Linked DNA regions of Mus musculus: regions 1 and 2 are each linked to region 3. Evidence: chromatin loops called from intact Hi-C (ENCODE). Cell type or tissue: heart. All regions are shown on one strand. Links, peaks and the distances in the headings refer to the core of each region. The heading gives the core; the rest is flanking DNA. Region 1 has its middle 22 kb from the start of Chst15. Region 2 overlaps Chst15 (carbohydrate sulfotransferase 15). Region 3 overlaps Chst15 (carbohydrate sulfotransferase 15).

What was found. Hi-C counts contacts between places; a loop is a spot of excess contacts. Peaks named below come from ENCODE experiments on the same cell type or tissue, not always from the same donor. Only the 100,000 strongest peaks of a DNase experiment are listed, where the experiment ranks them.
Region 1: it touches region 3 in a loop (4-fold over the local background); 2 of 42 quality-filtered maps call a loop at or near these places.
Region 2: a loop joins it to region 3, with 2.9 times the contacts of the local background. A loop is called at or near these places in 8 of 42 quality-filtered maps.

Annotation. Positions count from the first base shown.
Region 1 is chr7:132,334,938-132,343,237 of GRCm38, reverse strand. No RefSeq gene overlaps it. Among named protein-coding and RNA genes, the nearest start is that of Chst15, 22 kb to the right of the region's middle. In heart, for the core only: a CTCF peak has its summit at 4,698; DNase peaks (open chromatin) are centred at 3,607 and 4,687; H3K27ac peaks cover 2,287 bases.
Region 2 is chr7:132,293,331-132,301,630 of GRCm38, reverse strand. All of the region lies in intron 1 of Chst15 (carbohydrate sulfotransferase 15), which reads left to right. Among named protein-coding and RNA genes, the nearest start is that of Gm10584, 18 kb to the left of the region's middle. In heart, for the core only: no CTCF peak of the experiment used is centred there; a DNase peak (open chromatin) is centred at 4,710.
Region 3 is chr7:132,241,203-132,249,502 of GRCm38, reverse strand. It overlaps Chst15 (carbohydrate sulfotransferase 15), which reads left to right. Exons shown (of 8, transcript NM_029935.6): 6 at 1,483-1,639; 7 at 7,939-8,086. Among named protein-coding and RNA genes, the nearest start is that of Gm10584, 70 kb to the left of the region's middle. In heart, for the core only: no CTCF peak of the experiment used is centred there; DNase peaks (open chromatin) are centred at 3,572 and 6,412.

The sequences.
Region 1 (8,300 bases), core at 5-8,004, 94 kb before region 3:
ACCCAAGCAAAAAAGAAGAGGTGGTGAGGGGACTGGGCTGGGCTAACAGGGCAGTAAGTGTTTTGAGGAGGGGGAGGGGCTGCTCCCCTGCCCCCACCCCCACCCCCACCCCCATTGGCTGTGCTCTCAGGGTCTTATTCAATTGGTTGCTCTGAAAAGAAGTGATGCACAGGAACTGAACACCTTCAGAAGGACTGAGCAGTGGGCCAGTGAGTGAACAAACGCTTTAGTGGATGGAGAGGCTTAAAACATGTACAAGTCTTACAAAATGGGGGGAGGCAAAAAGAGCTTTTTGTTGTTGTTGTTGTTGTTGTTGTTGTTGTTGTTTTCTGAGACCTTGGTGGGCATCAGGGAGTAGTTTCCTCTCTCTCTCTCTTTCTCTTTCTCTCTGTCTCTCTCTCTCTCTTCCCCCGGAAGTTTCCATTTACCAGTGGGGAAGCACCCTCACCAGAATTCAGTCCAGCTTCCATCCTGACCCTGGATTTTCAACCTCCAGAATGGCGAGAATAAACGCCTGTCCAGTCTGTGGTCCTCTGTTGTCATATCCCGAACTGATGAATGACAGCTGGCTCACCCAGGTTTGTTTGTTCGAACATGTATTTGTGGTGTGTGTGTGTGTGTGTGTGTGTGTGTGTGTCAAAGGGGTGTGAATGCATGTGCAGGTCAGAAGACAACCTGTAGAAGTCTTCTGCTTCCATGTGGGTCCCAGGGACTACACGCCTACCATCAGGCTTGGAGGCAAGCACCTTTGTTTGCCTGCTGAGCCATCTTGCCAGCCCCACCCTGAATCTTCAATGATGTGTTTTAGAGGGGAAAGCTCATGTGCTTCTCCCTTTGGTTTTGATTCATCAATCCTAGTGGTTCTCCAAGGTCCAGTTCCATGGATGTTTATGTTTGGTGCCCAAGGGATGATGGGAGCACCGCAGCTCAGAGGTCATATAGCTCAACTCCAGATGAGGGCAGATTTGGTATCTGTCCAGAATACTTTATTAAGGGGTAATTTCTTTCCCATTATAAATCCATTAGGAAATTAGAAATCTCAGTTATGACTTTAAAGTATGGGAATGGAATTTTCATCAGAGCCCCCTAGGAAAGTTTTGTTTTCCTGTGGTAAACGCAGAAATGGAATGGATTTAAGCCCTCTTGGTGAGGATTATACTTCCAGAGGTGGCTGCTGTGCCTGCCTATTCAGCACCTTGCAACGAAGATCCTGTTTTCAGGAAAGCTGACATAAAATCTCACAGTGCTGGCTCTAGGCTGGAACTATGAGCTCACAGGGACTAAGAGGTACCTACTAGGTGCGGGGGCCCACTGGGTGCTGCGCTGTGTGGTAAAGAATAGGGAAAGGAAGAGAGGCAGGCAGAGAGATGCATAGATGTTGTGGATACACCCAGAGCTTGGTCTAGCTGGGGTTTTGAGACAGGCCTGAGAAGAGCAATGCCCATATAGTTTGATGAGCACAATATCAGAGCAACGTCACACCAGGGGTCCCCAGGACAAGGGAGAGTACAGCCGGAAAACGTTAGCTTATAAACAGGACCAGTCTATAACCAGAGTAGCCATGGCTCACACAGTGAAGTTAGCAATACATTTCAAACAGCGAGGCTACATGTATAACTAGGCCAGGTCTGAATGTTACAATGGTCCACAGATCGGAAAACAGACTTTCAGCAGACCTAGATGCAGCACAAACTCAAGACCTGAGCCTGCCAATGCAGAGATGAGCAGAGCAGAGAAAGGTTCTGAGGAGCCAGCTATCTTCCTGGAGGCAAAAGCAGGTTCTCCCCCAACAGCTGTGCTTTCACCAAGGCAGAGGAGTCATCTTTAGCTGAGCCATCAGACAGCAAGCAGAGATGGCCTGCAGTAAGGCCTGTGGCCTGTGGTTGGGGTGGTCAGGGTCAACTCCTAGCACCCAGAAAATTGCAGTTTGATGGCAGAGAATAGAACCCAGATTGACCTCAAAGGAAGAAGAGGGAAATGTATATACAAACTGGTTCTCTATTTGATTCTCCTAAGGTAAATAATGTTTCACAAGAATATTTGTGTACACCTTGATTGCACCTAAGGAGGATGCTCACCAGAGCTTATATCAAAATCTTTATGGCTGATTTTTCAAGGTGAGTATACTTAGACCACAGGCTAAATTTGCCAAGTCAGTACATCTGGACTAAGTTCTAGATATTTGGGTGTCTAATAAGCTCCATATGATTTTAGCATGATCCAAAGTTTTGAGGTGCCGCTGTAAGAAAATGTTAACTTCTTATAACACGTTGCACCCCAAATCTCACCAGTTTAAGATGGTCGGTCTTTGTTCTCTCTCTCTCTCTCTCTCTCTCTCTCTCTCTCTCTCTCTCTCTTTTTTCAGAGTTTCGCTGTGTAGCCCTGGCTACACTGGAACTTGTTTTATAGATAAAGCTGGCCTCCATCTCAGAGATCCACCTGCCTCTGCCTCCTGAGTGCTGGGATTAAGGCATTCATCACCATACCTGGCTTTGCTCTCATTCTTGTAGCAACCCACGAAATGTCCTAATAGCTATCTACCAAGACATCATTGGCTTATTCTAGCTGCTTCTGTCATCAACGCTATCTTCATCCATCTCTGGGGTCCTACTGGACTGTCTGTTCTCATGGACTGTAAGGGAAGCAGCATGGAAGACCTATGGAAGGGTTTGATGGGCCAGGTGGGAAACAGAGTGTCTCATTTGTTTTCTCTGATGAGAACAGGGTCATATAGCCACCCATACCTCCTGCAAGGGCTGCTGGGAGAGGAAGTTCATTGGCAGATGGCTGTCTACTATAGCAATAGTTAACAGATACTGTCTAAGACATCTTTTGGCAGCAACTCTCCTGAATGTTCATCTGTTTTTTTCGCCATAGCCTTCAGCTTGAACATCTGTGTGAAGCTGTTTTCTTCCACCTCCCATTTGAGCATTTCTCTGCGTTGAATCTCCCCCAGATGGTGTCTCAGCGAGCAAGGGTTTGTCCTGCTTGCCACTCTTCCTTCACTGCAGAGCATCCACCACGCTGTTTTACACAGATTATGGACTCAGATGTTACCTTAGTGGATGACTTAACTATGTCGTTGGCACACAAGTTCTCAGTCCTGGGAATAAGGACAGGAGGCTGGTACTGCCTGCCAGGTTTCAGCCCTACCTGTCTCCTACTGGGAAACTTTCCTTAAGCTGTGGTCTCAGTGAGGCTGGGTAACAGAACCAAGTCATTTGGCTTCTGGAAGGATGAACGATGTTATGGTGACATCAAGACTATGGAGACACCATGCTGCTACCACATCTGGGCAGCATGGCTTCTCTACTGTTGTGACAAAGCTCTAGCCATCAGGATGGGGGCAAACCAGATCATTTTGTATTTGCAAACAGCCTGGCCAGGATATTTGTCATCATGGAAAACGACATGCAGGGTGTGTGTGTGTGTGTGTGTGTGTGTGTGTGTGTGTGTGTGTGTGTGTATGTGTGTGAGATGTCATGAGAAAAGCTGTCAGTAAGAAAGGGACCAAGGCCACTGAAACTGGGAACTTCCTGTCTCCAAGAAGTTCCTCAGGCAGGGCAGCCCCCAGAGCAGAGCAGAACAATGGTATCCAGCAGGCTGCCAGGGGTTGTGGACATTGCGGAAAGCACAGAACGCCTTCAGCGTTCAGGGAAACGGATGTTCAGAGGAACTTGTGCTTTGGAAAATGATAATTTCCAGAGTAAGAGATGGTCACGTCAGGAAATGCTATTCAGCAAAACAGACCCTGTGATGGGGGCAGGAACCAAGGGTTTGCGGTAGGTAGGTCAGGAACACTGCAGAAGGCCTGGGCTGTGAGGTCTTCAGGACTCGGGTGGAGCAGGTCATCTCTGAGACTCCATCTCGCTCTGAGTCTGCTTCTGCCTGCACCTCCGTGTTCCCTCTCTTTTCTCTGAATGGCATTTTCTCACCAGCTCTCTCTATCTACCACAGCACATTTGATCCTGAAGTGTCCACATCCCGGACATTGCCTCATCTCTAGATCGCTTGCTCTGGTCTTCCTTCAACTGGCATCTGTGAGATGTCACCATGCCCCTGGCACTGAAAGCCAAGGGGTCACGGGGGAGCGGGGGTGGGGGAGCAGACAAGTTGTCTCCATGGGCTTACTTTGAATTTCTAGTTCTCTAGAGAAAGAATCTAAATGGTGGGAGCCAAAAGACTGCTGGCCTTGGAGTCTGTCACTCTTGTCCAATCAGCTACAGAAGGAAGAATCATATCATGTGACACCAGACCTTCAGAGGTGCTGCAAACAAGCAAAATCTGAGTGCTACCTGCAGCTCATTCCTCAGAATGAAGCCATGTCTACTCCTTGGTATGTCGGCTCATTGATATGCAGAGTTGTGATAAGACACTGCATCTGCAAAGCCAAAGACATTGACTAAGTTTGCTGGAAAACTCATGAAAGTCACAAAAAGACACACACACACACAGAGTGAGAGAGTGAGAGAGCGAGAGAGAGAGAGAGAGAGAGAGAGAGAGAGAGGATCATTTCCTGCTGTCCTTCATTGTCAAGCTGACTCTCTGCCTTCTCTCTGCTTCACACCACCAGCATCCTAAACAACATAGGCTTCTGAGCCATTCAGCAGGATTCAGGCTGAGTTCCCAGTTCCCTCTCATTTCCTCTTATTGTTCCAGCAAAACGTGTTTGAAGCTGGGTGTTTATGGGGAGGAAATGGCCACAGGATGGCCAGTGTTCATCAAGGACGAGAGGGCAGCTTTCTGTACTGATTCTCTGGTGGTTCCAGGAGGGAGCAAGCCTACGCCTCTCTTCCAGGCCCTTTGCCACAGCTTCGGCCCATAATCGCTGAATATTCATCATTGTACCTATGAGGGAGAGCAATGAAGGAGTAGAAAGAGACGTCTGTAGCATTTGGTGGGGAGCAGGTATTCCTCATTTTTGTTGGAGCTGGCTATGGGCATGGGGACTATGGCATGTAGGTAGCCCCTCCCTCTGTGTCATCTCAGACCTGGGCTCCACTCTACCCTGGTGCTGGCTATGAAAGAGATAGGGTCTAATAGGATTAATGCTACAACTTGGGAGAAAAGGTAAAAGTTTGAACTCTCTTCTGCAGTGACTGCGTCACCAAACCAGGCTGACTTTGGGAACAAAACAAAACAAAACAAAACAAAAAACTCCACCTCACCATACCTGGATGCACAGAAAAACAACAAAATCCTTAGTTCCCACTGCACTGTAGCTGAGTACAGGGAGAAGCCAGGACCAAGACAAGTCTCCTCTGGGGCTGGGCAGGGAGGCACTTTTTAGTGAGGAAGAAGAACACCTGCTCCGGATTCTAGAAAGGGGCTTCCAATAAGTGATCCCTGCCCAGGGTCAGCTGGCTGAACTAAACTGCAAAATCAGCCCTGCCTGGGGGCCGCCCTCCGAGTCTGGAGAGGCGATGGTCCAGCATTTGCGTGCAAAATCAGCTCAGCCTAGGGACCTTCCTTCTAGGTCTGGAGAGTGGCTTGTCCAGCTCTTGCCTACCCCCCCCCTTCCCTTGCCTCCCTTCATCAAGCAAAGCTGGTGGGTGAGGTGCTGCTGGCTCTCACAGTCTGTTTCCTTGCATAATTACTTCTTTTACAAAATGGCCAGGGGAGAGTTATCATTTTCCAACTTCTGATCTTAATAATACAGTCCAGCTGCTCTGTGTCACCCCTCAGGGTGCCTGCTGGCAGGCCATTGTCGGGTGGTGGCTGATGGAAAATTAAAAGGATACAGAGAGATGGAATCCCAGCTTGGGTCACAGCTGGGCTACTGAGACAGGGTGGGAGTGGTCCCTGCAAGAGCCACCTCACGCCGGTTCTCCGTCTAGTCCGCGCACCCTTCATTAAAGTGGATCTGGCCCGGGAGCTTCAGAATGTTGGCTTAGAGATGGACTTGTCTCCAAACTGAGAGCCTCCTCAGCTCAGCTTCCCACTAAGTCATCCAAGGAGGGGCTGAATTATCAAATACATGGCCTTGGCCCCAGAAGGGACTGGGGCACAGTGGCAGCTTCTGGCTTCCTCTCAGCTTCAGTCTCTGCCAGCCAAGCGCTGAGGTGGGAAGGAGCCTTAGCCTCCTGGGCTGGTGGTGTCTTGGGGCTGTTTATGAAAGTGACTGGGAGGGATATGGAGGAAAATAGATCTGCCTTCTGTATCCCCAGCCACAGAGGCCCCCTGAAGCAGCTTTACTGAAGGGCTGATTTTATCAAGGGTGGATCAGAGCCAAGTCTGTTATCTGAAGGGGAGCCTGAATGGGCTGCTCAGGAGCCCATGCCACCTAGGAAACCGTGCCTCTGTGGTGTTCTCCTGCAGCAGGTCTGGCTCAGCCTACTCCCACGCCCTCTCAGCCTTGTCTTCAGAACTGAAAGGAAATCTCAAATGGAATGTGTTTTTAGGGTAGCAGTGAGTAATTTTTATAAAAGTACGATTTCATTTTCTTTTTCAAATTCTCGGTGGAACATATGACTATTAGCATTTAAAAAAGTATTCAGGGGGCTGATCCGGGGGCAATTAGAGCAGTCACTTTAAAATCCCCAAAGTGCTCTGAAAGTGGTGTGCTAATGGTGATCAAATTATAAATGCAAGCTGGGTTCCCACTGGAAAGAGAGAGAAAGAAAAAAAGAAAGAAAGAAAAAAGCCTGCTTGAGGGATGTTCCACTTTTCAAGTTAGGAACCCAGGGATAATAGCAGCCTGATCCCAGCTGCACATGGAGACAGTTCGGGCACGAGGAGGAACGAGGAGGACAGTGGGAAGGAAGGGGTCATGATGCCCACCCTGAGGAGCAAGCTCTCTCCATCCTCCGGAAAGTCTCCAGATCAGTCAGGATAAGGGTCAGATTGCTGAACCCTGCTAATTCATCAGCTCCACTTGAAAGTTGGGGAGGATGAATGAGACTCTTAGTGAGAACGTCTAGAACAAGGGTGGGGGCTGGGAAGAATGCACAGTGGTAGAGAGCATGTACATTCTGCTCTTAGAGTCTGAGTCAGTTCTCAGCACCCGTGGCAGGTGGCTCATAAACCATCTGTAGTAAAACAGAAAACTAAGATGGGAGCCTGGACTGATAGCTTGAAATTGCAGGAGTGGTCCCTTCACCATGCTGTAGATATGTCTACTAAGAAAGCCTTCCTCCTTATTGAGTCTTTTTTTTATCCTATCTGTAAAATGGGTTTGTTGGGTGGACTCCCCCCCCCCCCTGCCCCAGGTATGCTTTGTAAATAAAAAAATGAATCATGGCCTCATAACAGATGGGGATTCTTAAGTGAGATGCTTGAGTGCAGATTTACCTCAATCAAAGCTGTAGCTGGTATCTGAACCTCCCTCCCCACCTATTGGTTTCTTGCATTCAGTAATCTATTGGGCCTGTGAGGAGGCCTGCACTGTATGGCTTCTCCTTGAGCTTTGGACTATGGTCCCACAATTCGGTCACACTCCTATTCTCTGGTCTTTACAAATACTTCCATCCCATTTCCTTGTACCCACTTCAGTGAAAACACAAAGCCACCTAAGATTGCCCCACACCCTCCCTTATTGCCCCTCCCCCCACAATCTCTCCTCTCACTGTGGACAGGTCCCTGCAGCTCGATGAGACCTAATCTGTGATGCCAGATCCCACCTTCTCTCACTGACTTCTAGATCTTCTTCTAGCAGTTTTTGACTTCCTCTGAACTGAAGCTTTCTTCCTTTGTGGGTTAACAGATACCCAAAGCTATTCAAACAGGCTGTACTTTCCCCTCATAGGCCAAAACTCATCTTATGATTCCATTTCCGCTCCGTCCACACTCTGCTCATCTGCTTCCTGTCAGAGCTACACTTCTTGAGGACTCTGTCTGTGCGCTCCTGTCAATCTTTGTGGTCTCATTGTTTCAATTTACTATTCTCTGATTAATTGTCCCCCTCATTGACTTGGTCTTAGCATGACATACTTTATAATATACTTTGATATCCACCAGGAATTGTCTCTAAGACCCCATTCTACATCAGCTCCATTATACTACTAGCATATGACCTATGTATATCCTTCCCTACATCTGAAATCATTCAAATCATTACTTATAGTGCCCAGTATACTGTAAGTGTTACGTGAATACTTATGTTGTATTGTTTAGGGAACGATGACAAGAAGAAATGTCTGCACATGTTTCAATACAAATGCAGTACTTTTCAAATATTTTCAATCTGTATTTGAGTCCTCTCATATTAAGAGCTAGAGGATGTGGAGAGATGTCTGTGTTTATGCACCTTGCTTACTTAGCACCTTCTTCCAGCTCTCTGAGGTCAGGATTCAATCTGTTTT
Region 2 (8,300 bases), core at 55-8,054, 52 kb before region 3:
CAATGATTATGGGAATGAGTCTCATCTGTCCTCCGTGTCTGTTGCGACTTCCTCTGTGACTGTCTTCATGTCTCATGTCCAGATTTGCTAGAGACAACTCACTTTCCCTTGCTCTGCAGTGTATGTGTGTGTGTGTGTGTGTGTGTGTGTGTGTGTGTGTGTGTGTGCTTTAGATCTGTTTTCCTTCTCTTTGTGAGTGGTCCCACCCTCTATTTCCACAGCAGCCAAGCCAGAGACTTGGGCATCATCTGTGACAGTGAGCTGATGAAACATACTTGCCTTTGTTTTATCTCTACCACTTCCTATTTCATTTTCCATTTGAAATAGGAAATGAATCTTATTCAGGATTGGAAGGTGTGTATTGGACAGTTGAGTGGATGTGTGGCCAGGCTGATGGATGGAAAGAAGACAGTCGAGAATGGGCAGAAGTGTCTTGGGCCACAGTGCATGGATGGCTTCAGTCTTTTCCATCTGTTTGGTTCCCCACCCTGTCACTGCCTTTGTAGCTACAGAGACCCGCTGAGATGAATGGCTTGACTTGCTCTTTAGCCCCCTTCTTAAGAAAACGTAGTCTGACCCCAAATTGTCACGTGCAGTTTCATCTATAGGTCATGAACACCCACCTGAGCCTTGCTGGCCAGCAGCTGCTTTGAGGTTCGGAAAACCAGGGAGAGAAGAGAGATTGAAAAAAAAATACTGGGAGCCTTGTCTCCTTTGTAGCGGTTGGCTTGTGAACAGGAAAGAGAAGGGAGCCATGGTAGACAGCTAGAACAATAGTCTTAAAAACGGTACTGAAACAACCACAGAGTCCAGACATGAGCATGGGCTGTTAACCTGAGTTCAGTGGTAATTCAGGCAGCCTGGGTCTAGGGATGGGAACTAGGCACCTTAAACATCCACACTGATTACCTCAGTGACCAACGCTATCTTGCCTTGCCCTCTTCCATAGAACTTGATTTGTTCTTGCTCTTTCCCACTGCTGCTTCTAGAGAGTTCTCTGGAGAGTCCTGCCGTGGGTTTCCCCTTTGCTGCTGCTGCCTTGCTGCCTGCTAGTGGACCCCAACACTGCCTGCCTATCCCATGCCCTGCCGTCGCCCACAGGGAACGGTGTCTCCAGGAGATGTTTCTGTGGTTCCCTAGCCCTCTGTCAGGACATTCTGCACCTTGTCTACAGGTGGACTGCTACAGATAACATGTAGTAGTATTCTGCGCTGGTGACATGTGAGCGCCAGCCTTTCTGCCCTGCCTGCAAACACGCTGGCAGATCCTCACCAGATGATCCCTAGTCCCTTTTTGTGTGTTAGGTCTCCCCCAGTCCTCCTCAGATGTCCTTACATGACTGTCACGCTAGAAAGTTTGCCAGTAAATGTTAATTATGCAACAATACACAGATCTGCTTCCCACTGCTTAAGATTAATTCTTTAAGTTGTGGCTAAAATATAAACTTCTTTGTAGTTTAGTAAATGAAGAGAAGAGAAAATAGGTTTCTTTTTCTTTTTCTTTTTCTTTTTTCCAGAGTAGCTTGATTTAGAATCATTCCAGATGTTCACCCAGCATCTCTCTTTCCCGAGCCCAACTGTCTGGAAGCTGTCTTGGGCTGAAAACCTGCCAAGGACCCCCTTAATCTCTCCCCACTTCTAACACTGCCTCATAATTTTAACTATTTTGAAATGATTTTAGACATGCAGGAAGTTGCAGCGTTCCTATGTACCCTTTGCCCAGCTTCCTACAATGATAACATCATCTGTGACCCTAGGACCCCATAAAAGCCAGGAAATTGAGGCTGGCCCAATCTCATTAACCAAGCTGCAGGCCACAGTCTGCGTCTCTTGATGTTATTAAACCCAGGGATTCACAGCACTTTGGAAGCGTTTAGAATTTCACTAAGTTCAGTTCCGTCTTTTATCATTTAGATGATTTTTGGATCCTTTCCAATTGGCAGTCAATGATATTAGTTTCTGCCAGGTCAATAAATCCTTGAAGGGCCACTTTAATGCATTTCATGAATGCTCGATCCTGCTTGATACTCTATGGGTTCCTCTACCTGAAGAGTGGACCCAGATAACCCTCTTATCTGGGTTTGAGGAATTCCTGGAGACAAGGAATGATTCAGGTCAGTGTGGTGTAATGGAACATATGACTGAAAACTGAGGTCTTGAGATCTGATCACAGTAACCAGAATACATGGGGTTACCTAACATTCCGAGTGCCCCCATTTCATAGTTCAAATTCTAGCAACTTAGTAGTAGAGTTGGGACTTGAACCTAGATGATCTGAATCAGAGAGTGCTTGCAGCCTGTTAGCCTTTCAAGCGGGTCTACACACTTTTCTGGCCTGGTTCTCACTGACTGTGCCCTGGTTGCCCCCCACCCCCACCCCCACCCCCAGCTCTGAGATGGGCTTTACTAAGATCTACCACATCTCTTAATGTAAGTGCAGTGGCTTTCCTGGTGAAATGGTTTTACTGGCAGAGCTGGGAGCCCTCAAAAAGAAACAAGCAACCCACCCAACCCCTTGGAGGTGCTTTAAGGTGAGATTTTTGTAGTTGTATTTAATGTGATAGGAGCCTTAGTTCCCATTGAATTATCTTTTGATGTGTTTTAATTAGGCCATCTGCAAACTGATTTCAAGATGCAAAATCCCGAGTGGCCGGCCAGCCCAGCACCCCCATGTACTTAGCTCAGGACTCACATGATGTGTGTGCATCCCTTTCTCCCTGTCATGGGTGCCATTAATGGTGACATGCCACTAGTATAGAATATGGGAACTTTGTCTGCATAATTGGGTTTGCAGTCTCTACCAAGGAAGCCTGCTTATAAATGGTGTTTAAGCTGCACAGGCTTGGGGGACAAGCTGTAAAAACCAACAGTGCAGAGCACTGGGTGAAGGGCTTAATTTTCTCTTCTGCTTGGGGACCAAACACATTACTCCACGAAGGTAAAGATTTTCCCATTTATAGAGGCTGTGAGGGATAAGCCTCGGCTCATAAATTTCCTCCATGGCCTCTCCTCAGAGCCTGTGAGATGGCCTGACTCCGGGGACCAGTGTCTAACTACATTAGTGCGATAAATTAAAGGGCCCAGTGTTGGCTAAATTGTCAGGCAGAGCTGCATGGGAGCTGGCCCTGAGATTGGACTTGTGATAAACAGGCTTCTGCTAGCTCCTCCTAGGAGAGGGACCACTCTCGTCCCCATTCCCAAGCACTCCTAGGAAAGCTCCAGTGATAACCCAAATCTGAGACAGAAGGTAATGTTCAGAGTGAGTCGTCATCAGCTGGAATGCATAGGAAGGAATTCCTGGGTATGTTTTCTCCATTCGATCTCATTGTCATTGTCATTCTATCTGTCTTGTCTGTTGTCTGTCTGTCTATCTATCTATCTATCTATCTATCTATCTATCTATCTATCTATCTATCTATCATCTATCTATCATCTGTCTGTCTATCTATCTATCTATCTATCTATCTATCTATCTATCTATCTATCTATCATCTATCTATCTATCTATCTATCTATCATCTATCTATCATCTGTCTGTCTATCTATCTATCTATCTATCTATCTATCTATCTATCTATCTATTGTCTAATTTGTTCTAGGCTATTCTTAGGTTAAATATGTAGCCACGGATGACCGTGACTTTCTGATCCTCCCATCTTTGGATTGCAGATGTGTGCCACCACACTTGGTTTATGCAATGCTGCGGATTGAACCCAAGGCGTTGTCTATGCCAGGCAAACATTCTTACCAATGGTCTTAGTAACCTTTTTATTGTGATAAAGCATGTGACCAAAGCCACATAGAGAAGAAAGTGTTTAATATGGTGCTTATGGTTTCGGACGGTAGAGTTCATAATGGTGGAGAAATGGACACACAGGGAATATTGCTAGTCTTTTGGAACCACAAAGCCTGACCCTAACGACACACCTCCTTCAAGGCCATAGCTCCTAATCCTTCTCAAAAAGTTCCACCAACTGGGGATCAAGTATTCAAACATGAGTGTATGGGAGCCATCATCATTCCAAACTGAGCGATATTCCCGGTTTTCATTATTAAACTTTTTATGAATCTATAGACTGGCAATGTGATTTTCAGGCTTTGGTGCAACATGGTCCTAAGAGTCCCATATTAAAGAAGCCAGAACTTCTTTATAGCAGAGCATTAAATGAAGTACACAGAGGGTTTGAACATGAGTTGACTTTACAAATGTTCATGTAGCTGGCTCTGGAAGCTTGCATGATACTGAATCTGGAGGGATCTGATGTAGGGCACCTTGGGAGAGTCAGAGTGTGAATGCCCAGATGGCAGAGGTGTGCTGAATTCTGTGTACAAATCTCCGAGGGGTTTGGCCAGGTGCCATTCTGGGGACATAGTGTGCCTGTCTGGAGACACTCTTAGGAATGCTTAAGGAACTGAAGCAACACATCATGATTTTCCTAATCAGAGCTGGGGTTTCATTGGCTCTCAGATTCCATGGGTCAAGTCTCTGGAGTAATTGCCCCTGGAGTAATCCAGAATTAACTGGGACAAGGATCTAGGCGTCTAATGAAGCCTAATGTCTTCACAGCTCTGCCTTGAAGACAAATCTCTTCCTGTCCTCTTGCCTCTCGGCCTCAGTCCCAAGATGGGAAGTCCATCTCCTCACTCCTCTTGGCTTTTCACCTCTGATATTTTCTGCTTGGGCTTTGTCCTTTGTAGCTGAGTGGAATGTCCTTGGAGAGAGCCCAGGATTTCAAAGGCCTCCATAGGTCATTCTAGTCACTGTGAAGAATGTCAACCTACAAAGACAAGGGGTTTCCAGGGGAGGAGAGGGCATTTCTGGGAGGATATATCTCTCCCCTGGAGCAAGTGGCTGCAGAACTTGGCAGGAACTTTGCCTGGACTGGTCGAGACATGGTAGGTGATAGAAGTGAGAACAGTGTCAAGGGATGTCTGCCAGAGAGGGACACTACCCTCCAGGACAGTTCAGACTTAAAATGGTTTTTGGTCGGAAATGGTAATCTTGAAGAAGGATTAAAGTTACCTAAACATTAGGGAAAGTTACCTAAACAGGAGAGCTGCCCCATTCCACACTGCTTTGGAGATGGATCACTGGGTAGTGGTGTATAATGGCCTTGGTGGTCACCAACTTTGTCCTCAGTTTGTACAGAGGCCACTGGACTTGTGAATCCCCAGCCAGCCAGGACTCTGTTCTCATGCTGTGTTGTCACAAGTTGATAAACCTGAATGGGACTGTGATTCTTGAAAGAAAGTAACTGTCTTTTATGCCTCCCGGCTACAGCTACGGGGAGAAAGTGTGGCAGGTAGCCAGGTGTCCTGGGGTACAGTGAGTGGAAGTCAGCTATACCTGCTTGCCTGGAATTAGATCCTCATGGACAGTGGAGTACTAAACCAGTGTTTAACACAGTGAGCGAATAACAAGTACAGAGCTTATACATTCAGCTGAAAGCTGGTTTTATTTGTTTTCCTTGGTAAGAGAGCCACAATCACTGTTTTTTTACTTTAAAAGGGAGAATAATAGGATTAAACATCTCTATGATACTCTTATTAGCTGACGTGAGAGCCTGATACACTTGGCTAGGTCTGGCTTAAAGATATTAGGGGGGGGGGGGCGGAGGATGTCTCAATTGAGGAGAGGGTGTGGTGGCAGGGGGAGGGGGGATGGAGAGGGGGAGGGGGAATAGGTGTACCTAAAGCCATTTCTGCCCTCTGCAGAACATCAGCAGCTTGAGTAGGGCAGAGTCTCTTCTGTTGTGTCTGCTCACTGTGCCCAGAGCCTGGCACAGTGGCACTCAATGAAATCTGGACAATGAATGAAAGAACCAGGTACTAGGTTCCTGTTAGTGCCTTGGACTTGGCATCCTGGACAATGCTTTCAGATGAAGGCAAGCTATGGGGATAGAAAACCAAGCTGCAGTGTTTGGATGCTGTGGCCCATGTTTTCCATAGCTTGTAAGTCAATTTCTCCAGTCCGAAGAGGCAGGCGGCATGATGCCCTGATTTATAGAGGTGCACATTTGGATCCTGCCTTCACAGAGTTACTTCTTAGAGCCTTAGGGTGACCTTGCTGGTTGCAGCTAGGGGCATGGTAGCAAACTGCTGGGTGGTGCATTAAGTAAGTGCAGTTAGCCCAGTCTGGGGAGGGGACTGGGTAGTGTCCCAGAGCTCCCGGCTGTGGTAGAGGAAGCTTGGAGAGGAGGCTTCTACAGGGAGGGTCTGAATCCAGACGCAAGGGGAGGAAAGAACCAGGAAGACCCCTTGAAGGCAGGGCTGCAGTCATTCTGTGAGCATGGTGTTGGTATCAGGAACCATCAGGGAAAAGGTTATCCAAATGTCAGCATGGCTTGTGAATCTGAGGCTCTTCTTCTAAGCCTTAGAATATGCTAGAAGCCTGTCGAGGCTTGCATTGATTTCCCAATGGGCCATTTTTAAAATTAACAATCCTTCCTTCCTTCCTTCCTTCCTTCCTTCCTTCCTTCCTTCCTTCCTTCCTTCCTTCCTTCCTTCCTCCCTCCCTCCCTCCCTCCCTCCCTCCCTCCCTCCCCCCCTCTCTTCTTTCTTCTTTCTTTCATGTGTATGGGTGTTTTGCTTGCGTGTATGTCTGTGTGAGGGTGTTGGATCCCCTGGAACTGGAGTTACAGACAGTTGTGAGCTACCATGTGGGTGCTGGGAATTGGACACTGGTCTTCTGGAAGAGCAGCCAATGCTCTTAACAGCTGAGACATGTCTCTAGGTAGAGCCCCTCTATTTTCCTTATCTTACACTCTTCCTTGACCACCCCAGAGTTCCTCCCCCTTCAGTCCAGTGGCTCACATGTTCAGTGTCTCTGATGATGCTAGGCTTCTATGGCCAGCACTTAGGGTCCCAGCGATTTGCTTTCACTCTCTTTGAGGGTTTGAGATATTTCCTGTAAACGTCTTGTAAAGTAGAAACTTTAGGGCAGCCCAGGGACTAGAAGGCTTCCTTGCATGGGGATGCTGGCTCTGTGAAGTGACCTGAGGATTCTGGGATGAAACAGCAAGTCCTTCTGGGGTGGGGTGTAACAGGAGCATCTAGGGTTATTATAAACCACTCACGCTTCCACCCTAGAAAGCCTTGTAAGGAAAGATGCCAAAAGGAGTGGGTATTTGACATTCCTTGAAATGCCCACTGAAGTTTTCTTCCCTGTCTTTAGGCCCCAATGTGCCAGTGGCCACTGGGCGGATGGAGCAAGGCTTGTAGCCTCCTGCCTGACTCCTCTAGAGAGGAGCCATTCAAGTCCTTGGCACCTGGAGGCCATTAGCCCCCTGACTCCGTGCTGGATCATAAAATAAGCCCTAAGTGCTTATGAATGCTGCTAACCCTTTAAAAATGTATGGACAGCGGAAGTTCAGTTTGGCACCTCTGAAAGGAAATGGCATTGGTCTGATGGAAAAACACTCACCTTCATGGTGGAGGTGCAAGGGGTAGGTGGTTAGAACGGCCCATGGGTTCTTCACCCCTTTACAGGTAGAAACTTAACTCTACCCATTAAACATGATGAATTATTTTTACCATTTTGTTTTTGAGACAAGACTTTGTGTAGCCCGGGTTGGCCTTGAACTCCTGATCTTGCCTTTTCCTCCTGAGTTCTGAGATTATAAGCGTGAGCTTATGGACTGCTTTTAAATTGGAATACAACGTACATGAACAACATCTGCCACAAGCATAGAGCTTGAAGGATGTTCCCAAACAGCTCCCTCAGGGACAGCCAGCAGGGCTATGCACAGCAACCTAGAAGTCCCTGGCCCTGCTCTATGCATCACTAACCACCTCCCCACCCTGCTTATGGGAAACCTGTCCTCCCTTCCATAGCCTTGATCTTTTTGTTTGGATCTTGGACTCCATGACAGTGGAATCATGGGGTGTATTTGCCTTTATATTTGGACTCTTTTGTTTGATACCATATTTATAAAATTCTTCCCTAATTTTGCATGTTCATTTTTGTAGCCAGGTTGCGTTCATCCACTCCACTGTGAGATGTACAATTTGGAGCATCACACACAGAACTCGGGCCGCTCTAGATTGAGTATTTTGGCAGATCTGGGAGGTGTCTCTGGGCATGTGTGCAGGGGTAGATGGCCAGGCTGGGGATGGGCTTACCTCAGGATTCTGCCAGCCCTTCAAGTGATCAAGATAGGCCCACCTGCAGTGGGGGACTTCCATAAAATGAAATAGGAGAGAGGGAGAGGGAGAGAGGGAGACTGTGTTCTGCCTGAGTTCCCCAAAAAACAAGATCCTAAGGGATGACTACTGGATTGATGGACTAGGGAGTGAGCCCTT
Region 3 (8,300 bases), core at 54-8,053:
GGTCAAGGTTTGGGAATTGGAGTGCGTTATAGCCAAACCAGCTTAGCAATGTCTACAACCAAAACTTCAACAGTTTTATTTAGTTGAAGGAGCTAATTGCCTCCTATGAATTTTTCCTCCCCTACTTCCCCTGCTGGCCCTTTCTCCCCTCTTCCTGTCTTCTCTCCTCTCCTGCCTGTCCTAGGGGTCTAGATATGTAGTCAAAGCTGACCTTGAACTCACTATGTGGTTCAGGTTGTCTTTGAACTCAAGATCTTTCTTCCTCAGCACCCGTGAGTGCTGGGATCACAGGTCCTCACCATTCATAAATTTTCCTTTAACAGCAAGATTCATGCGAACACGGCACATTGCAAACATAAAGATGAACCAGTAACTGTCAAGGGAGACTGGCAACTCCTGTGGAAAATGTGGTTACATGCAATTGCACATATATGTGGTGTTTGCTTGGACTTGCAAACATATCCGTCTGCAGGGGGTTCCATGCCTATGTGTGAGACTTTTATTCTGTAGCCCAAATTGTCCTGATAAGTCGCTACCTATCCCTCCAGACCTGGAACATCAGTGATCCCCTACCTCCACCTCCTAGCCGGGGAGGATTAGAGGCATGAGCCACCATGCACAATTTTAAATGTAACTTTAGACGTTCAGGATATCAATGGGAAAAGTCAGGAATTTCACATGGGGTTGTAACCTTGTGTGGATCACAGGTGCCCTGGGTTCCTCTTAAAAGAAGGGGATGGGACAGTACAGAGTGTTTCCTGGCTTCTCTTTGCTGTGGAGTGACTTTTGAAGCCTGGCTGCAAGGACAGTCTCTTTCTGAGGTAACTAGAAGGAATTTTAAACAGCGAGGTACGATGGCTCAGTGAGTAGAGGAACCTTCTGCCAGGGCTAGCAGCCAGAGCTCAGCCTCTTCACATACATGGTGGTTGGAGAGAACCACGTCTTGTCCTCTGACCTCTACATGTGTGCTGTGACTTGCTCTGCCACCCCCACTCCCCCAAAATAACTGCGGGGTTTTGTTGTTTGTTTCTTAAAGCAGATATAGGCAAGGTGGCCTAGCAACAAGCCGGAACACGAGTTTCATTTGTGGAACCTGTGTAAAGGTGAACGAGAGACCTGATTGCACAGAGCTGTCCTCTGGTCTCCACACCTGTACGATGGCCTTTGCATGGCCTCCCCACACTCTGCTAATAAATAAAATAAATTTAACAAGAGAAAGAGACAAAATCACCAACTAACAATAAAACACAGTATTGGTCAGTGTTTGGGGGCAGTGTAGATGTATCTGAGCAGGAAGGGTGGGTGGTATGTTACAGGTGGGAGCAAGAACGGAGGGGGCTCATTTGAAAGAAAGGGAGGAAAATTGTTGTATTTTAATAAATCAAACCAGCTAATGTAATGGCTAGCCGATTTTTGTTGTCGCCCACGTGGTGTGGTTTCACACCCTCGGATGGTAAGATTATCCATTTATTTTATTCGCAGGTTGTACTCAGACTATCTCTACTTCGCAAGTTCCAATAAATCTGCAGATGACTTCCACGAGAAAGTGACGGAGGCTCTGCAGCTGTTTGAAAATTGCATGCTGGATTATTCACTGCGCGCCTGCGTCTACAACAACACCCTGAACAATGCCATGCCCGTGCGTATTCACCAGGGCAGCCCATACAGAGCAGGCCCACTCTGGTGCTATTGTGTGCAGCGGGGCATTGTGAACAGGGTTTTAGTGCAGAGACGGGAGGGAGGTGGGGGGATGGGGACGGAGTGTTTGAATGTGCAAATGACACCCAGCCAGCTGCCTCTGAGCAGTGGCTAATGTGGAAGAAAAATGCTCCCGGCTGAGAGAGGCACAGCAGCAGCTGGGGCCTCTGAGCCTGCTGTCTGTGTCCCTCCTTCCTTGCCTGTCACCCAGAAACTTTGCATCCTGAATCCCCCTGCCTCTCCTAGAGACCCAGGGTGCGCTTAGGAGGGCTGCCATTTAGTAAGGCTCTGCAATTAGAGCTGGCAGACAGGAGGACACCCAGTCCTTAGGTTGTTTCAGAGAATCTTCATAGCATTGGCTTTCAGAATTACCCACCAGTGACGGAATGCTCCAGCAGGCTCTCCACTGCAGAATGTTCTCGCTACCCCTTGTTATCCTTCTCTAACCTTCCAGTCTTATGTAAAATCTCTTGCTGGAGGTGAATCCTCTTAAGTTACCTGAGGTCACATCTCCCACACAAGGCTCCCAGGCCTAAGTGTTTCCCTAGCAGGGCTCTTACATCAGGTAGCCTCCTGCCCGATGTATGCTGTGTCCCACATCCGGCATTCACAGATGTAGATGACTAGCACGCCCCACCTCAGGGCAGTGAGGCTCAGGGGAAAGATGTCAGGCTCTCTGCTTGGCTACTCTGTCCATCTTTTCTTAAGCCAGGGCCAGCAAGCAGGAGTCTGGGCTGTCTTCTTGTATGCATTGTAGTTTGCATTGGCAAGGAAGACTCAACATAGATAACCACATTTTCAGTCAGGCAAGCTTTGGAGGCAGACTGCGGTGTGGGTTCATTCTGGCTTTCCCTGGCTTTGCTCGTGTGTCTTAGCCTCTCTGAAATTCAATTGCTTTATTCTAGGCTGGTATAGGGACGGGAGACTGGGAGTCATTTACATGTGCCATACTGACAAACTATGGTGCTGCGCCCTGGCACACTTAGGTAGAGCCCACCGAGGGGTGAAAGTGCTCAAACCTGATAGGAAAATGATGGACTCTGCCAGCGTTGGCTGCCCAGCAGCCTAAGGCTGTGCCTTGATGCAGGCCCCACTATTGCTGGAGCTTGCTGACACAGGCGGGGCTTCCAAGGCTCTGTCAGGTTGCCTTTTGTAGCCAGCTACCCAGTAATGGGGGGAATCCAAGGCTCAAGTCTAGGCTTTGAAACCCCAGCTTTCTTCAGGGCTCTGGTGTGTCTCCAGAAGTTTCTTCTTTAGGGTTTCCAAGCAGCAGGCTCTGGAGGGTGGGGGAAGGCAGGTGGGAGAAGGCAGGTCGTCAGTTATGAGAATTCAGATGTGCTCGAAGGCAGCCTGCCTCAGGGTTGCTTCCACTCTGGTCCTTTTGGAATTTCTTGGGTTTGATGATGCTGTGGAACTCTGCAACGATGCCTGCAGCGTAGGTGGGATAACAGGGGCGGAGGGAGGGAAGCAGGAACAGGCCAGATGAAGAGTGAGGGGTGATGCCCTCGGCTAAGTTAACATGTTTCCTTAGAAGAGGCAGCAACAGTCACTGAAGCAGCTACCACCCAGTTCTCTCTTCTCAGAGATCTCCTGAGAATTCAGAGAGGGAGGGGCAGATGTAGGCTCATACCAGCCTAAGTTGGCTGGATGTCTTGGGTAGAGAGAGGCAGGGCTTTGGAGTCCTGACACAGGCATAGTTGGATTTCATGGCTGGGAACCAGGGCCTCTCCTGCCCTGCAAAGGATCAGCATCCGATATAAACAGCTGTGGATGTGGTGGTATTTTCATCCCACCCCGAGGTACGCCCTAGGAAATGCAGAGCCAAGCTACATGCATCCTGGCTGCCTCTAAATAGGCTTCCTAGAGACCGGATATCCTCAGCTACATCCTCCCACAGAGAAGAGGGGGATATCCTCAGCTACATCCTCCCACAGAGAAGAGGGGCATGCCTGGTGTGTTTCCTCTCTTTGCTGTCTTCAGGCCAACTGAACATGGAAACACCGTTGTGACTGGACAGGAAGTTCATGGGTTGCCGTGTGAGTCTCTCTACCTCTGGGTGTGATAGATACATTCTTATTTAATCTTTGTCAAGTCCATTGGTGAAAGATAGGAAGTATCTCACTTCAGTTTGTTGCTCACTGGGTACTCTCCTAAACTTTAGCTCCTCACTGACCTCTGAAGTTGTTCCCATTTTACAGATGGGGACACTGAGGCTCACTGAAGGTGTACTCTATTTGCAGCTAACAACAATTTGGATAGCCTTTGAAATCTGTCTTCCTTTTCTTGCTCTTAAAAATGGTTCTGAGACAGCAGGAGGCATCCACTTCAAATTTCATTTATGACAGGCTTTAGCATGACAACAACCATAGCTTAGCACTGCTTGTTTAAGGAGCGCTCCAGGGCCGTGCCATGGCAGTGACGGGTGACTCTGCGGGGCATAGGGGGTGGGGGAGGAGGGGCGGGCAGTTAAGGATGGTGAGCACATTGTTTTGGGAGATGGTTTCTCCCCTCTGGAATGGGGAAAAAGTTCCCTTCTAGCTGCTGATGCATCCTATCTACAGCGTGGGGCATGTGGTTAGTCTCCTGAGTCCTGGCACGGCAGGTGTGCCGTTGCGGCTAGTCATGCATAGCCTATATTAAGTAAGGCCTTCATATGACTCCTCCCTTCCCTACAGTCTTTCCTGCCCCATTACTGTGTCATGGCAACTCTCCCCTCATTTAGGTCCTCAGGTGGCTGTGGCCTTTGGGCAGGACTCATAAAGAGAGGTCCCTGAGAGCTGATCAGAAATGCAAGGTTCCTCTTAGATGTCATATATGGAGGGTTCGGCTGTGGACATTCATCTAAGTCTTGGGGGAGAGTGCAGATGGGAAGAGTTGTTTGCCTAACAGGCCTTCTGCGCATGTGCGTGTGCTCTGGTACGGGAACCACGTGCTTGGGAAAACCTGGCTGCCTAACAGACCTTCTGCGCATGTGCGTGTGCTCCGGTATGGGAACCACGGGCTCCGGGGCCTTCTCCATGCCTCTTTCACGATAGGCTTCCCCTGCCAATCCAAGAGCTTCTTGTCCTTCAGATTTTTCTTTACTTTGATCCACTTTCTCCCCTCCGCCCCCCGCCCTCACGCCATAGCAGGGGTCACAGTTGGTGATGACAGTTGTCTGTCCCCTTATCAGTTTAGAGGTATCTCTAAGCAGTCAGGGCCATGCCTGTTAACTGGCCTCACATCTCCACTGCCTAGTGTGGTGCCTGATACACTGTGGGAACTCACAGTATTTGCTGAATGGATGAAGAAATGAATGTCTGAGTGGGGGGGCTGAGAAACAGAAGGGAGGGAGGATAGATGGGGGGGGGGTGCCGATGAAATTGAGGGAACAAGAAGATTGGGGTGGTTCTTGTCTGGGGCAGAGTTGGGTCTGTGACCAGCTTTAGCTCAAACTTAGTTGCCCTCAGGTGCTTTCTGGACCCCTCCTAGTTGCCTCCTGGGATTCCCATACAATGGTCCCCAGTGGTCTTTAGACTCCTCAAGGCCCTTAGGATCCTGTGCCTCCCTAAGGCGTTCTCTGGGCTCCCCATCAGGTGCTCCCTAACCCCCCCCAGGCACCTTATGGAACCCACAGGGTGCTCATTCTTTGCCAGAGCTTCTCTGTGGTAGAACAAGTGTCACATCCAGAGGGACTGACCTGACTTGGCTTTGTCGTCAGGAGTTAACTGCTGAGTCCAGGCAGACAGCCCTGCCCTCTTGGTCTTGGATTTTTATCAGCGAGTCATCAAGCATCCACAAGCTCAAAAACTCCCCTTGACTTGACCTTGGTACTTCCCTTGACCTTGGTGCTCCCCTTGACCTTGGTGCTCCCCTTGGCCTTGGTGGTTTCTGATTTTACATGAATTGGGCCCTAAATAGCTTCTCTACACCGGTTCTGTTTTGATTCTTGTTCTATTTTGGTTCCCTCCTTATGGACAGGTGTCGGGGAAATGAGATTTTGTCTGGTTCCCAGTCACGGCGGTGGTCTTGCATGCATAGATGGTGTTCCTGAGGGGCCCAGAGTGCTCCCTGGCTGAGGGAAAGGGTTCTAGAGCCAGTGGGTTGGAAGTACACTCACTTCTTAGAGCTAGTGCATATGTAGGAGTCCCATGTCCTCCCTCCTTGGACCATATCTGCCTGTGAGGAAGGTCCTATACAGTCAGGACTCTACAGGTCTTTGAGGGCAGTGGTGGACTTTCACCAAGATGGTTGTAGAAGCTGTTCTGTCCCTGGGGCAGATACAGGGACAGGATGCCACTCCTCTAAAACACCAGTGTCCTGTCCCTGCCAGTTACTTCCTTTCCTGCTGGAAAGTTGTCAAGTTATAAAAAGTAATTTCTCTGGAAGAGATGAGGCCAAGCTGACTGTAAGCCTGGGAAGAGATGGCAAACAGCCTGTGAGTCCCTGCCCTAGCATGGTGTTCGCACGTCTACTCGAGGTTGGAGTCTGCCTGTGTATGTGTTGCTGGGGCTGAGGCATGCTCGGCTCTTTCAGTCCTGATGAGCTATTTGCTCTGATCGTTCTCCTTCCCTTGCAGCTTCCTGCACAGTTAGGGGGAAAAAAACGGTGCAAGGGAAAAGGAGTAGTTGGAGATGAACCCAGTAAGCACCTTCGTGCACTTGGTCAGATGTTTCCTCAGTGTGCTGTCAACACTGAGTTCAGCAGTTCCACCAAGAGCCACCGTGAATGCTGACACAAGGCTTTGCCCCTGGTGACTCGATGGCCCTGCCCCCCCAGGAATTGCAAAATCAAGTTTGTCAGGGAGAACTGTGAAGAGTGTTTGCCCAAAACAGAAAGGCCTGGAGGAGGAGCCTAGAACTGGGAGGAGCCCATGGAAGAAGAATGAACTGGCAGGAGCTAGGAGGAGGAGCCTAGAAGTGGGCGGAGCTATGGAGGAAAAATGAACTGGGAGGAGCTAGGAGGAGGAGCCTAGAAGTGGGCGGAGCTATGGAGGAAAAATGAACTGGGAGGAGCTAGGAGGAGGAGCCTAGAACTGGGAGGTGCTATGGAGGAAGAATGAAAGGAGCTGAAAGCAGCTTCCAAATGAAGAGTCTCAGGGCCTGAGCCAGGGCCAGCCTAGGCCTGCTCACAGCTTTACAAAGCATATGACCATGACAGAGGGAGGACAGAGGGTAGAAGTGATTGATGGAAGATCCATCCAGGAGCCTGAGGGTGTTTAGCAGGTGCTGTTGTGAGTAGACAAAGAGAGGGGGATGTGAGTAGGGAGGTGGCTGGGGTGAGTCGCTCTCCCTTCTGATATCAGCTGTGAGTTCTTGGGTAAAGTCACCAACCATCTTCAAGTTTGGCTCTAGAGCAGGGTTCACAGGACACACCCAAGGCTACTGTGACCCTGGCCACAACTCATGGCATGGCAGGGATTCCGAGTCACATCAGCGAGGGAAAGTGAAGGGCAGAGCCTCTAGTGCACTTCTCCCCTTCAGAGTCAGCACCTCCTCGCCAGGATAGATGCATGATCACATGACCACAACGAGGAACCTTGTCACCCCAAGCTGCGGTGTCCGGAATTCTTACTGGGCCTCCATCACATACAGAGATCCATCTGAAGTCATTGTGTTAGCTTGACATAAAATTCTCCTGTTGAACAATGCAAGCCAGGGAGGGCCTTCAGTGGTCACCTCTGAGGGCAGAGGGCAGATACCAGACCCATCTTTGAGTGGGTCAATTCTTTACTCTAAGCTTGTAGTTTGGCATGAGAGAAGGAACCAGGTAAGGATTTGAGATATGAGTCTGAGGGGAGGAGGAAGGCTTTCCTATGCGTTGGTTTTACCCTCCCCCCCAACCCATGCGTACATTTGGGGTACATCACACACTTCCATGGCCATGGTTGTCCCCATGGATTACAGTGTCTAGGTTGCCTTTAGGTGTCTGTTTTTGACTTTTCACAGCCTGATCGACAGCAGGGAGACAGCCACCCACGTTATGCAAACACCATGTCTGCCCTTAAGAGCCTTCCTGTGCTTCTCACTTGTGAGGAGAGGCTGGAGCCACCTGTGTGAAGACTAATGCAACCCTAAGAGTGGGGAGTCTTCGCGCATGTGGCACAGAGTGCCTTGTGTTAAGATTTGATGTAGGAAGGTAGTTGATGGCTAAGGTGACTCTGTGTTAGTTTACAAAGAGTTGATCCATCGTGCTTTGGAAAAGCACCTCCCAGGTCTGGGGAAGGTTTTCCCGCAGTAACACCCTCTTCCTCCTTCCTAGGTGAGGCTCCAGGTTGGCCTGTATGCTGTGTACCTCCTGGATTGGCTGACTGTCTTCAGTAAGGAGCAGTTCCTCATTCTCCGTCTGGAAGACCACGCATCCAATGTCAAGTATACCATGCACAAGGTCTTCCAGTTTCTAAACCTGGGTATGTGTCATGCTTCAGGTGGGGGTGGGGGGGTGGGGCTCAGCACAAACTTCAGGGATATGGGCTTTCACACACACACACACACACACACACACACACACACGCGCGCACGCGCGCGCGCGCGCGCGATCGAGCGAGCGAGCACACGTGTACATGTGTACAAGTAAGATGCTAACATCGGTATCTTCCTCTGATATCTCACTGAACCCAGCTT